Linked DNA regions of Homo sapiens: regions 1, 2 and 4 are each linked to region 3. The links are chromatin contacts, found by Hi-C or POLR2A ChIA-PET in ENCODE. All regions are on one chromosome and are shown on one strand. The core of a region is the stretch at or near the end of the contact, and the rest is flanking DNA. Distances in the headings are between cores, read along the strand shown.

Evidence for each region. Hi-C counts contacts between places; a loop is a spot of excess contacts on that map. ChIA-PET counts read pairs that join two places held with the same protein, here RNA polymerase II (POLR2A). Pooled maps may share reads with other maps.
Region 1: a loop to region 3 is called in a map of dorsolateral prefrontal cortex, with 5 times the contacts of the local background. The contact joins the promoter of CAPNS1 here to the promoter of ZNF566 in region 3. A Hi-C loop is called at or near these places in 3 of 168 maps with a recorded cell type or tissue (dorsolateral prefrontal cortex and mammary epithelial cell), 1 of 37 single-sample maps with no recorded cell type and 10 of 50 pooled maps. POLR2A ChIA-PET finds 5 or more read pairs at or near these places in 6 of 52 experiments (A549, H1, HEK293 and 3 more).
Region 2: a map of CD8-positive, alpha-beta T cell shows a loop between it and region 3 (15-fold over the local background). The contact joins the promoter of ZNF790-AS1 here to the promoter of ZNF566 in region 3. A Hi-C loop is called at or near these places in 2 of 168 maps with a recorded cell type or tissue (CD8-positive, alpha-beta T cell and naive thymus-derived CD4-positive, alpha-beta T cell), 2 of 37 single-sample maps with no recorded cell type and 12 of 50 pooled maps. POLR2A ChIA-PET finds 5 or more read pairs at or near these places in 4 of 52 experiments (H1, WTC11, activated CD4-positive, alpha-beta T cell and 1 more).
Region 4: a loop to region 3 is called in a pooled map, with 8 times the contacts of the local background. The contact joins the promoter of SDHAF1 here to the promoter of ZNF566 in region 3. A Hi-C loop is called at or near these places in 1 of 37 single-sample maps with no recorded cell type and 8 of 50 pooled maps. POLR2A ChIA-PET finds 5 or more read pairs at or near these places in 1 of 52 experiments (MCF 10A).

What each region holds. Positions count from the first base shown.
Region 1 is chr19:36,138,750-36,141,736 of GRCh38, forward strand. CAPNS1 (calpain small subunit 1) reads left to right here and starts at 1,317. Exons shown (of 11, transcript NM_001749.4): 1 at 1,317-1,408; 2 at 2,248-2,471. The coding sequence starts at 2,263. LOC105372385 (a long non-coding RNA gene) reads right to left here and starts at 1,233. Exons shown (of 3, transcript XR_935954.3): 1 at 1,142-1,233. RefSeq lists enhancers at 1,584-1,633, 1,724-1,783.
Region 2 is chr19:36,796,212-36,798,911 of GRCh38, forward strand. ZNF790-AS1 (ZNF790 antisense RNA 1) reads left to right here and starts at 1,339. Exons shown (of 6, transcript NR_040027.1): 1 at 1,339-1,600. RefSeq lists silencers at 901-970, 981-1,140 and an enhancer at 1,561-1,630.
Region 3 is chr19:36,488,139-36,491,254 of GRCh38, forward strand. It overlaps ZNF566 (zinc finger protein 566), which reads right to left and starts at 1,423. Exons shown (of 5, transcript NM_001145344.1): 1 at 1,348-1,423. It overlaps ZNF566-AS1 (ZNF566 antisense RNA 1), which reads left to right and starts at 1,489. Exons shown (of 1, transcript NR_036504.1): 1 at 1,489-2,902. RefSeq lists enhancers at 519-1,406, 713-792, 1,353-1,912, 1,407-2,292.
Region 4 is chr19:35,993,679-35,996,651 of GRCh38, forward strand. SDHAF1 (succinate dehydrogenase complex assembly factor 1) reads left to right here and starts at 1,510. Exons shown (of 1, transcript NM_001042631.3): 1 at 1,510-2,634. The coding sequence starts at 1,597. The coding sequence ends at 1,944. RefSeq lists enhancers at 473-972, 1,307-1,356, 1,617-1,696 and silencers at 1,757-1,816, 1,847-1,966.

The DNA of each region.
Region 1 (2,987 bases), core at 67-2,566, 350 kb before region 3:
ATTACAGGGCACAGCCAGGATTCAACTCAAGCCTAGCCAGCCTGCAGGGTAGGGGATAAGAGCCAGCCAGCCTGCCTGGGGGCCAGATTTAGCTCCCCCCGATGAGTCCTGAAAAAGTACTGGACTCCCGTGGCTCATGCCTGTAATCCTAGCACTTTGGCAGGCCGAGGCAGGTGGATCACCTAAGATCAGGAGTTTGAGACCAGCCTGGCCAACATGGTGAAACCCCGTCTCTACTAAAAATACAAAAATTAGCTGGGTGTGGTGGTGCATGCCTGTAATCCCAGCTACTCGGGAGGCTGAGGCAGGAGAATCGCTTGAACCTGGGAGGCAGAGACTGCAGTGAGCTGAGATGGCGCCACTGCACCCCAGCCTGGGCAACAGAGCAAGACGCTGTCTCAAAACAAAAAAAAAAAAAAAGAAAAGAAAAGAAAAGAAACCAGGCTATGTAAAAATATTATTGTAAAAAATTAAATTAAATCAAAAAAAGGCCGGTAGCCCATACCTGTAATCCCAGTACCTCACAGTACTTTGGGAGGCTGAGGCAGGAGGACGGCTTGAGGCCCGGAGTTCAAGAGCAGCCTGGGCAACATAGCGAGACCTCCGTCTCTATTATGTAAAAACAATAATATTTTTTAAGTAAATAAAGAAACCAGGCCGTGGCCAAAGGAATCTTCCTGTGTCTGGGGCCTTCTTTAGAGGCTAGCATACTGAGGACACTCTTTGGGCCAGTCCAGGAAGGAATGATTCTGGTGGCCCCTGACTGGGGCGGGGGCGTGGTAAGGTTCGCCTGGGAGGCGGCGCAGGCGCTGCCTGCGGTTTGACTGCCATCCGGGCTGCTGCAGGCACTGGGAAAGGCAATCCAGCCTCAATCCTCGCCACAGACACGGGCGACTGTCCCCCAGCGTGTGAGTCAAACCATACTCCAGGCCTCCAGGAGGTGTTTGTCGCGACAACACCTGCAGAGGGCCCGTGCGGAGTCCCTTAGTGAGCGGACCGAAAACCGCCACCCTGGAAGGATATTGGCATGCCCTAGGGTGAAAATTCACACTACGACACTCGGGGGGTGGGTCCCCTCCGAGTTCTCGTCCGCGGGTGCCTCCACCCAGACCTGAGGGGTGTCGGGAAGACCCCCGCCTACCGAGTCAGGGCGGGATTAAGACCTCCGGCGCTGGAAACGCGTAGGGCGGGGCCCAGACCTGGATCCAGCTAGCCGGGCGGTGTGGGGTGCGCATGCGCAATGTCCGCTTCGGCTCTAGGACCGCGCGGGCGACAGCAGGGCCGCGGTGCAGTGTCCGACCCGAGAGTTGCGGCCTGAGTCACCGGCCCCGCCCTCCGGAGCCGGACGCTGCGGGAGGCCCGGGAGCGGCAGTGGAACCGACTCCCAGAACTCCGGACGTGTGCGGCGGTAAGCGCCCGGCCCGTACCCCCTCCGCACCCCGCAACTCCGACTTTGGCGGCCCCCAGACCCGGCGAAACCGTGAAGTCTCGGCCTCAGGAGCCCCCCAGATCCATGGTCTCAGATTCGAACCCTCAGACCTGTTCGATCTCCTTTTATGCCGTCCCGGGGACCCTTCTCCACCCTCTGTCTCATGATCCAAAATACAGGCCCATAGGTTTCAGAGATACCCTGTGAATTCTTCCTTGGGGTGTCCTGAACCGCGATCGTAGATCTGTGCCCCCAGTTCCAGCGGGGAACCCCATTGTCCGGGAACCCAGAGCTCACAGCCACGATCTTAGACCCGAGCCCACAGAGCCAGAGGTGACACTGGAATCCTGCCGCTGGGAATACCTAAATTCTCAAGCCCACATTTGGGATTTCCTAAACCCCGCCCTGGGGCCCTTTAGGCCGTGGATGTTTGCTCCGCGCCCATGACCTGCCAAGGACCTCTACATTCAGGCTGGGCTCTGGATCTCACATTCTAGCGCCCAGACATGTCGGGAACGCCTTACGCCAACTTGGGGTCCCCACCAAGAGAACCCCCACCAGATCTGCACCCTCCCCTTCACGCGTGCACCCAGTCCAGGCTCCCTCAAGCCCCACGGGTGCCTTTTAGACCTGAGGAGGTTGCAAACCTGATCCCCCATACCTGCCCCACCCATCCGCGGACAACCCGCCCTCGCAAACTCAGACCCCCACCCGGAGGCTTCAGATTCCTCCCAGGTCCAGCTGCCGGAAATGCGTGTTTGAAGGGAGGGTGTGGGCTCAGGGGCGAAGCACCCACTGGTCCCCTTTTTTCCCCCCAGCAGTGAGTCGCAGCCATGTTCCTGGTTAACTCGTTCTTGAAGGGCGGCGGCGGCGGCGGCGGGGGAGGCGGGGGCCTGGGTGGGGGCCTGGGAAATGTGCTTGGAGGCCTGATCAGCGGGGCCGGGGGCGGCGGCGGCGGCGGCGGCGGCGGCGGCGGTGGTGGAGGCGGCGGTGGCGGTGGAACGGCCATGCGCATCCTAGGCGGAGTCATCAGCGCCATCAGGTAAGGCGGAGACTATCAGAGGGGCGGGGCCTGGGAATGGGAGGAGCCTCAGTGAGGCGTGGTCTGGGAGGGGCGTGGTCTAAAAATAGAATAGGATTAACCTGGAGGCTAACCTGGGTACATGAATTAGGCCGGGGAGGCCTGGTTTGAGAGTTCTGCTGTAAGGGGGTGGACCCCAGTGAGGCGGATATCAGTCATTGGGGGCGGTGCTTGATATGGGAGTAGTCTGATTGTGTGGGACCAGGACAATGTGGTCCTGAGGGGACTGATGTGGAGTTTTGGCGGGTGGGGCTTATGGGTCTGGGCTCAGCCTGCATTGGCTAACCTGGAGATGAACGTTAAAGGTGCGGAGCCAATGCGTCTGAGTGACATTTTACGGAAGGGGCTTGACTTATGAGTGTGGTCAGAGGTTTTAGGTGGGTTAATGAGGAGGTGAGCCCAGGAGGAAGCAAGACCTAATGGGGTAGGGTAAATGGCCCAGAATGGGCTGGGCTTGCTGGGAACTGGCTGGATTAA
Region 2 (2,700 bases), core at 89-2,588, 310 kb after region 3:
TTTAAGACGGAGTCTCACTCTGTCGCCCAGGCTGGAGCGCAGGGGCGGGATCTCGGCTCACTGCAACCTCCGCCTCTCCGGCTCACTGCAACCTCCGGCTCACTGCAACCTCCAACTCTCCAACTCTCCAACTCTCCAACTCTCCAACTCTCCAACTCTCCGGTTCACGCGATTCTTGTGCCTCCGCCTCCCGACTAGGTGGGATTACAGGCGCCCGCCAGCACGCCTGGCTAATTTTTGTATTTTTAGTACAGACGGGGGTTTCATCATGTTGGCGGCCGGACTGTTCTCTAACTCCTGACCTCAAGTAATCGGCCCGCCTCGGCCTCCCAAAGTGCTGGAACTACAGGCGTGAGCCACCGCGCCCGGCCCCATTTCCTTTATTTTATTTTACTATGTTCAGACGGAGTTTCGCTCTTGCTGTCCAAGCTGGAATGCAGTGGCGCGATCTCGGCTCACCGCAACCTCTACCTCCCAGGTTCAAGCGATTCTCCTGCATCAACCTCCGGAGTAGCTGGGATTACAGGCGCACGCCACCACGCCCGACTACATTTCCTTTATTTTATTTTTATACTTTACTAGCCTGTTTGTTGATCACAAGACTGGCGGTGCACAAGGTTGGGTCTCGGTGTTCACCGGGCGGTGGGCGTGGGCGAGGTGGGAGGGTCTCCAGCGCCTGGTGCTAATCTCCAAGAAAGTGCAGGAAACAGCACCAAACGTGATTGCAAAGTTTTGGTTTGGCGCGGCGGGTAGGCGTTCCAGCGCAGAAATGCGCAGGAAAGTTTCTGCTGTGCTTGTAGGAAGGTCGGCCACAAGCACTTCTTTTGTTTTTTGAAACCGAGTTTCGCTCTGTCGCCCAGGCAGGAGTGCAGTGGCGTGATATCCGCTCACTGCAAGCTCCGCCTCCCGGGTTCACGCCATTCTGCGGCCTCAGCTTCCCGAGTAGCTGGGACTATAGGCGCCCGCCACCACGTCTGGTTAATTTTTCGTATTTTTAGTAGAGACGGGGTTTCACCGTGTTAGCCAGGATGGTCTCGATCTTCTGACCTCGTGATCCGCCCGCCTCGGCCTCCCAAAGTGCTGGGATTACAGGCGTGAGCCGCCGCGCTCGGCCGGCCCCAAACACTTCTTATTGGCTAATCTGGAGCAAACCTGCATATCCATTGGCTGAAAGCTCCGTCTATTTTAGGGTGACTGAGAGCGTCTCTTCCTTCTGTGTTGCCTGGAAACGGACTGTTCGCCTAGTAACATCTGATCACGTTTCCCATTGGTCACCGTTTCCGGAAGCCCGCTCTCCCGTTTCCGGAATCCCCGCAGGCGCTGGGTCTGCAGATGGCGTCCAGGTACACAGTGGCGAGTGTGATTCCGCAGTCTTGGGCTGTTTGGCCAAGCGCCCGCCGGACATGGTACGCCGAAGGGTCATCGGCGTGGAGTCCTCGCTTTCAGCGTCCGCGGCTGGGAAATCGGCCATCGCTACGGCGGGAACTGGGACTCGGGCTGCGTCCCGGCCCTTCCACATCGGTCCACCGCACTCGTGGGCGCCCGCATTGGTGCTGACATAATTTCCTGACCTCTGACCCGTATTGTCTCGCGATTAAAGGTAAAAAACGGGGCTTTTTCATCCCACTGGGGTAAAACGCCCTTTTATTTCTAGCCAGGTGTTCTGTTGCAGAACGCCTCGAAGGGAGGGAGTGACCGGCAGGTTGAGGTTTATTAAATAAAATACATTCCTGGTTTATATTATGTTTATAATAAAGCACCCCACCCTTTAAAAAATCTCACGTTTTGCCAGTTGCATTATTTAGTGGACTGTCTCTGATAAGGACAGCCAGTTAAAATGGCATTTTGTTGTTGTTGCTAATTAAACCAATTTTTAGTTTTGGTGGTTTTCCTAACAGCAGCAACTTCTCAGGCTTTATAAAATCATATTTCTTGTGGGAAATTTCTGTGAAAGGCGCAGCGAGTTAGTTTGGAATTGTTTTAAAGGAAGTAAGTTCCTGGTTTTGATATCTTAGTAGTAGTATTTTCCCCAGTGTCTTTGAAATCTTATTTTTGGAGCACGTATGTAGAGTAACTTTTGTGAAAGAAACAACTTTTATTTTTTATTATTATTTTTTTTTGAGACGGAATTTCGCTCTCGTTGCCCAGGCTGGAGTGCAATGGTGCAATCTCTGCTCACTGCAACCTCCGCCTCCCGGGTTGAAGCGATTCTCCTGCCTCAGCCTCACGAGTAGCTGGGATTATAGGCATGTGCCACCACGTCCAGCTAATTTTGTATTTTTAGTAGAGATGGGGTTTCTTTATGTTGGTCAAGCTGGTCTCGAACTCCCGACCTGGGGTGATCTGCCCGCCTCGGCCTCCCAGAGTGCTGGGATTACAGGTGTGATCCACCGCACCTGGCTGATTTCATATATATATCTTCCTAAATCCTTTAAAAAGTTAGTGGATCTCTTACTTTTGTAGGATTTATTTCATAGTGTGAATGAGACACCTGTAGGCTCCAGGTCTCTGTCTTCATGAGGTGTGAAGATTCAGTGCTTTATAAAACAGTCCCCACATTCTTCAAAGGCCTTGTTCTTAATTCTCAGCACGCTTGTGCTTCTGACATTGTTACTAAAATTAAGCTAAGTTTTTCTGGTTATGTGAGAGCTGTGGAAATGTCCAGCGTTAGCCACTAATGTTTCTCCTTGATATTTCTCC
Region 3 (3,116 bases), core at 173-2,672:
GTGGTATGATCATGGCTTCCTGCAGCTGCAAAGCACTGGGCTCAAGCGATCCTCTCATCTCAACCTCCTGAGTAGCTAGGACTTATAGGTGCCAGCCACCATGCCCGGCTAATTTTTTATGTATGTATGTATTTATGGTAGAGTTAGGGTCTCACTATGTTGCCCAGGCTGGTCTCCAGCTCCTGGCCTCAAGTGATCCTCTCACCTTGGCCTGGCAAAGTGCTGGGATTACACGCATGAGCCTCCACACTTGGCCTACAAAAATTTTTTTAACTCTTGGAACTATGCTTTGGTAGGGATATGGAGCAATAAGATATTTCAAACATTGCTGTTCAAGTACAAATTTGTGCAGCCACTCGGGTATATATTTTGACACTGTTTAGTAAAGTGGAAGATATATGAACCGGCAATTCTGCTGGTAAATAAACTCAAGCATGTGTACCCCATGTGAAAGAATGTGGCTGTGTTGTTTATAAAATGAAAAGCTATAAATAACTAATAGGGCATCATTACTAGAAAGGATGAATAATTGTGGTATACTTCAGAAGGGAGAATATAGCAAAGAAATTGAATTAACCGCGATTTTATCTAATAGGGATGATTCACAGAATTGTAAAAATAAACCAAAGACAGTATGACAACATTCATATAAAGTTTTAAAACGGGGAAAAACTGGAGTATAATGCCTAGAGAAGTATACGTAAGTGATAAAACCTCACACTGTGTGACTTACCCTGCCACACAAACCTGATCACACTCCCACCATGGGGACATTCAGCTACAGACAATCCACGCCCAAAGCAACAGGGTCGCACACGCAGGGCCTCTATCGGTCACATAAGCACAAGTGCACGCTTACCGAGGAGGCAGTCACAGTCACAACCACATTGTCACAGTCGGCGCACACCTGTACCGGGTCACAGTCACGATCACACATTAACCACAGCCACACACACAGATAGAAACATGCAGTTACTCGCAGGTATCCCCACCTGAACTCTGCCGCACACAGTCACACAGCATATAGTCGCACACCACTACGGGGACAAACGCAGTAACACTCAACCAGGCACAAGCTCCCCACAGCCGCACACACAATGCCGCACGTGGTCCTGCTCCCTCTCACACACACACCAGCAGCCACAGTCTCCGAGGCCGTGCTGCACACGGTGTGAGCGTTGGAAACACACTCATCACAAGGGCAGCCTGTCACAATCGCGCGATCATTCACCACACACCTCCACACAGACGCAAGCGCACGCTTTCAATCTCACCTCCACCGCCGCACAAAGCCGAGGCTTGGCCCCCGGCCCCGCCCTCTCCCGGGTTTCTCACCTCAGGCCTTACCAGCTTTCGAAGCAGCAGAACCCTCCCCGGCACTGGGGTAGTTGCTGGTAAAGCCCTGAGGGTCCCGCCAGCGCGTGAGTTGGAAGCTGAATTACCGCGAGAAGTACAGTCTTGCCGAGGAGACCTCTGGGAAGCGTAGTCAGAGACGTATCAAGGCCGGACAAGATGGTTCCCGATCGTCAGAATTCCTGTCCGCGCCTTGCGTCAGCCCCGCCGAAAGGATCGCCCCCCCTAGTCAAACCGCTCGCGCCCCAGAGGCCTCATGGAGTCCCGCCTCAGGCTCGGGCCTTGGCCCCCAAAGAAAGCCACTCCGACGTGTTTGAGATGGGCTTAGTTCCCGGACCCGTCCTACTGCCCCCAGGCGCTGGACAGCCTCAGAAAGAGGACAAGTCTGCATGGAAAGATAATCGCACAACTGAGCCTTCTGGGAGATGTAGTTCGGAGCTGGGAAGGCGGTTGGACCCTCCGAAAGTCATCTTAATTGCTCTCACAGATAAGCCGGTGCTGGGCTGCCGGCCTGAGTACTGTGCGCCCAGAGTGCGCAGGCGCAAACATCCTGGGTTGCTGTTTTGGCCTCTTTGTTCGGGCGTGAATTTTGTTTATTGCTCCTTAGTGCAGAGGGGTTATGGGACCAGAGGTTGTGAGACTCAGAAGTGGTTGGGGACGCAGAAGGGGTGTAGACCAGGAACCTGCGACCTGATGGGGGGAGGTCGAAGGGAAAGGAATCGCCAAACGTGGGACAGGTTTGGAGAGGCAGAAAGAGAGGAGTCTGAAATTGCAAAGGGCAGGTGTTATTCTGACTTCTGTGTGCTTTGTGATAAATGAGTGGGGCAGGAAGTAAGAGGAGTTTCACTTTCTCCTTCTGCAATTATTTGTGTACTTGGACTAAGTGTATCTCATGGCCAGTATTTGACTGCTTTTGACCTATAAAGGTATTGTATACACAGTCATGCATAGTTTAATAATAAGGATATATGCTCTCCCCACGGTCTCCCTCTCCCTCTCTTTCCACGGTCTCCCTCTGATGCCGAGCCAAAGCTGGACTGTACTGCTGCCCTCTCGGCTCACTGCAACCTCCCTGCCTGATTCTCCTGCCTCAGCCTGCCGAGTGCCTGCGATTGCAGGCGCGCGCCGCCACGCCTGACTGGTTTTCGTATTTTTTTGGTCTCCACCAAACACAGGGTTTCGCTGTGTTGGCCGGGCTGGTCTCCAGCTCCTAACCGCGAGTGGTCCGCCAGCCTCGGCCTCCCGAGGTGCCGGGATTGCAGACGGAGTCTTGTTCACTCAGTGCTCAATGGTGCCCAGGCTGGAGTGCAGTGGCGTGATCTCGGCTCGCTACAACCTCCTCCCAGCCGCCTGCTTTGGCCCCCCAAAGAGCCGAGATTGCAGCCTCTGCCCCGCCGCCACCCCATCTGGGAAGTGAGGAGCTTCTCTGCCTGGCCGCCCATCGTCTGGGATGTGAGGAGCCCCTCTGCCTGGCTGCCCAGTCTGGAAAGTGAGGAGCGTCTCTGCCAGGCCGCCCATCGTCTGGGATGTGGGGAGCGCCTCTGCCCCGCCGCCCCGTCTGGGATGTGAGGAACGCCTCTGCCTGGCCGCGACCCCGTCTGGGAGGTGAGGAGCGTCTCTGCCCGGCCGCCCCGTCTGAGAAGTGAGACCCTCTGCCTGGCAACCGCCCCGTCTGAGAAGTGAGGAGCCCCTCCGCCCGGCAGCCGCCCCGTCTGAGAAGTGAGGAGCCCCTCCGTCCGGCAGCCACCCCGTCTGGGAAGTGA
Region 4 (2,973 bases), core at 260-2,759, 490 kb before region 3:
CCAGCTACTGGGGAGGCTGAGGTAGGGAGAATCACTTGAACCTAGAGGCAGAAGTTTCACCATGTGGATCAGGCTGGTGTCGATCTCCCGACCTCAGGTGGTCCGCCCGCCTCGGCCTCCAAAAGTGCTGGAATTACAGGTGTGAGCCACCGTTCTAGGACATGTATTTTTGATAGATACATACACCTGCCAGGCAGGATTCACAGTGGTTTGTGATTCTCCCCTGACTCCAAGACTCCAAGCCTAATCCCCGCCCCTGACCAGCTTCTCCTCTCTGAAGGGGAATGGACCCCCCAGCTGGTTGCCGGCCCAAGTGTGCAGAGCCGCGGTTGCGCGCTGGGTGGAGGGGTCCCCCAAGCTCCGGTGCTGGTGGGGCCCGAGGATGCTGTGTCCTTGCGGGCCTCCCTAGCGCTACGAGGACACCTCCAGGCGGCCCGCGGGGACAACAACGGCATTGCGGCCTACCACCTAAAGCTCCTGGGAGGACAACGGGGTTGCAGTCTAGTCGACTGTTCAGGGTGTCCCGGACTCCGGGCTTTAACAGTCGGTAAGGACCCAAACACCGCTGTCCACTGCCCCGACTCCCACCCGCAGAGGGCGCGACCAACCCAGCTCCTAGAGCCACACGCTGCCTCTGGGGGCTTGGCGCCCACACTCTCTCTGCTTGTCTTCCCCTGGCCCGAGAAGCCTGTCCAACCGGCCGAGAGCCATTTCCCTACGGGGTCTCGTCCCTCTGCACGTGCCCAGGGCTGGGACCCCAGACACAGACCTGCCCCGGACGAGGGAACGCACGGAGCTTCCCAAGATGGTTTGAATCAGTAACTGACGGCAAAAGCACGCTTGTGCCCGGCGTCTCTCCCAGTGCCCCGTGCCCTTGGGACCCAAAGTCCGAACCGGTAGCCGGGCGCGGTGGCTCACGCCTGGAATCCCAACACTTTGGGAGGCTGAGAATCGTTTGAGCCCAGGAGTTCGAGCCATTCTGGGCAACATAGGGAGACCCATCTCTGCAAATAATAATAATAATAAATAAATAAATAAATAAATAAATAAATAAATAAATAGCGGGCGCGGTTGCGCGCGTCTGTGGTTCCAGCTACTAGGGGAGTTGAGGTGGGAGGATCGCTTGGGCCCAGGAGTTCGAGGCTGCAGTGAGCCAAGATCGCGCCACTGCACTCCAGCCTGGGCGACAGCGAGACCCCGTCACACACAAAAAAACCCCTAGCTTCCTCTTCTCCCAGAATGCAGGAGTTAGGTGAGGACCCTCTGTTCCCTCCAACCCAAGACCTAGGAGTCCGAACACATAACGCCCTCCAGGCGGTGCCAGGATCCCCAGAACTGCTGTCCCCTCAAGAACACACGTCCCCTACGTGGGAGGCCGCGACCAGCGACTCCGCCCACTTCTCCCAGCCGGCTGTTACGTAACTGCAACGACAGCCAGTCAGACGCGGCAGCGCCGGATGGCGGGAGGCGGGAGTTGGAGGCCAAGGGAAGCGCTGGGCGGAAGTGGCTGTGGCTTTGCCCTTTGGCCTTTGCTGGCTGTGTGGCGGCTCCGCGGTTCGCAGGTCGTTCGCTGAGCGTCTCTGCTTAGCCGCGGTCATGAGCCGGCACAGCCGGCTGCAGAGGCAGGTTCTGAGCCTGTACCGCGATCTGCTGCGCGCCGGGCGTGGGAAGCCGGGCGCCGAGGCGCGAGTGCGGGCAGAGTTCCGGCAGCATGCGGGCCTGCCGCGGTCCGACGTGCTGCGCATCGAGTACCTGTACCGCCGCGGGCGGCGCCAGCTGCAGCTGCTACGCTCGGGCCACGCCACCGCCATGGGCGCCTTCGTACGCCCGCGGGCCCCGACCGGGGAGCCTGGCGGCGTGGGTTGCCAGCCTGACGACGGCGACAGTCCAAGGAACCCCCACGACAGCACGGGGGCACCGGAGACCCGCCCCGACGGACGGTGACAGGCGAAGAGCCGAACTCGCTCGATGGCGTGGTGGAGCCAGGAGGCTCGCCTGACTGCATGGGGGGACTGGGGAACCCGCCTAAGGTGAGAGGTCTTAAGAGACTAGCTTGACGAATTGGGGATGTCAGAGACTCCTCCTTGGCGACGCAGGGGGCCTAGAGAGCCCCGTGATGGACGGCAAGGGAGGCCCGCCTTTTCCGATGCTTGGAGACAGGTCGGTGCTCCTCCCCCATGAGGGCTTGGGGCGGCCTGGGACGCTGGCGGGCTGGACAGTGTCAAGCCAAGAGCTACTTGCCCGAAGGTACGGGGAGCCAGGACGACCCCCGGTGGACAGGGAGAGCCTGAGACGCCCTTCTCTTGACCCCTGAGAACATACCCACTTCTGGCTCCTCAAGGAGTCTCCCCTCTCCTGTATTTAACTCTGAGAAGTGCAGACTTTTTGCTGAGAACGTTTTGGGAAGGTGCCCTGATGAGCGGTGAGAAGCCCGGAATCCCCTTCTGGAAAACTTTCCCCCATTAATTGTGACAAGCCAGGACCATGAGGAAGGGGTAGGGGTCTATCACCCTGGTTGATCAACTGAAGACCCCCAAAGGCCCCTACTTGATGGTTTTGAGGGGCAACATTGACTCATTTGCCCCTTCCCTCTCGGAATGTTGGACAAAGGGAATAAAATTGGGGATATGTCTACTTCCCTGTTGGTGGTCTTAAAGCTTTTATATATTTCAGGATTTTTGAAACACCCCCAGCCCCCCTGCCACCACACACACACGCACACAGACACCTGGAAGGGACCATCTGGGAGGTGATAGGTGTGGGGATCTGACTCCTTCCGGAGCCCTGTAGACTGGCACATTGATTGAAGCGGCATAGTTTTCTCCCCTGGGCAGATCTGTGGAGGGGGCTCATCCTGGCTTAACCCCCAAAGATACCCCAGTTGGCTCCCTAATGGAGGGCAAGTGATTTAACATCTTTGTGTGGAAGAGGAAATGGTGGAGCTGAGAACTGGCTCGGAGCCCCTGAGGCAGT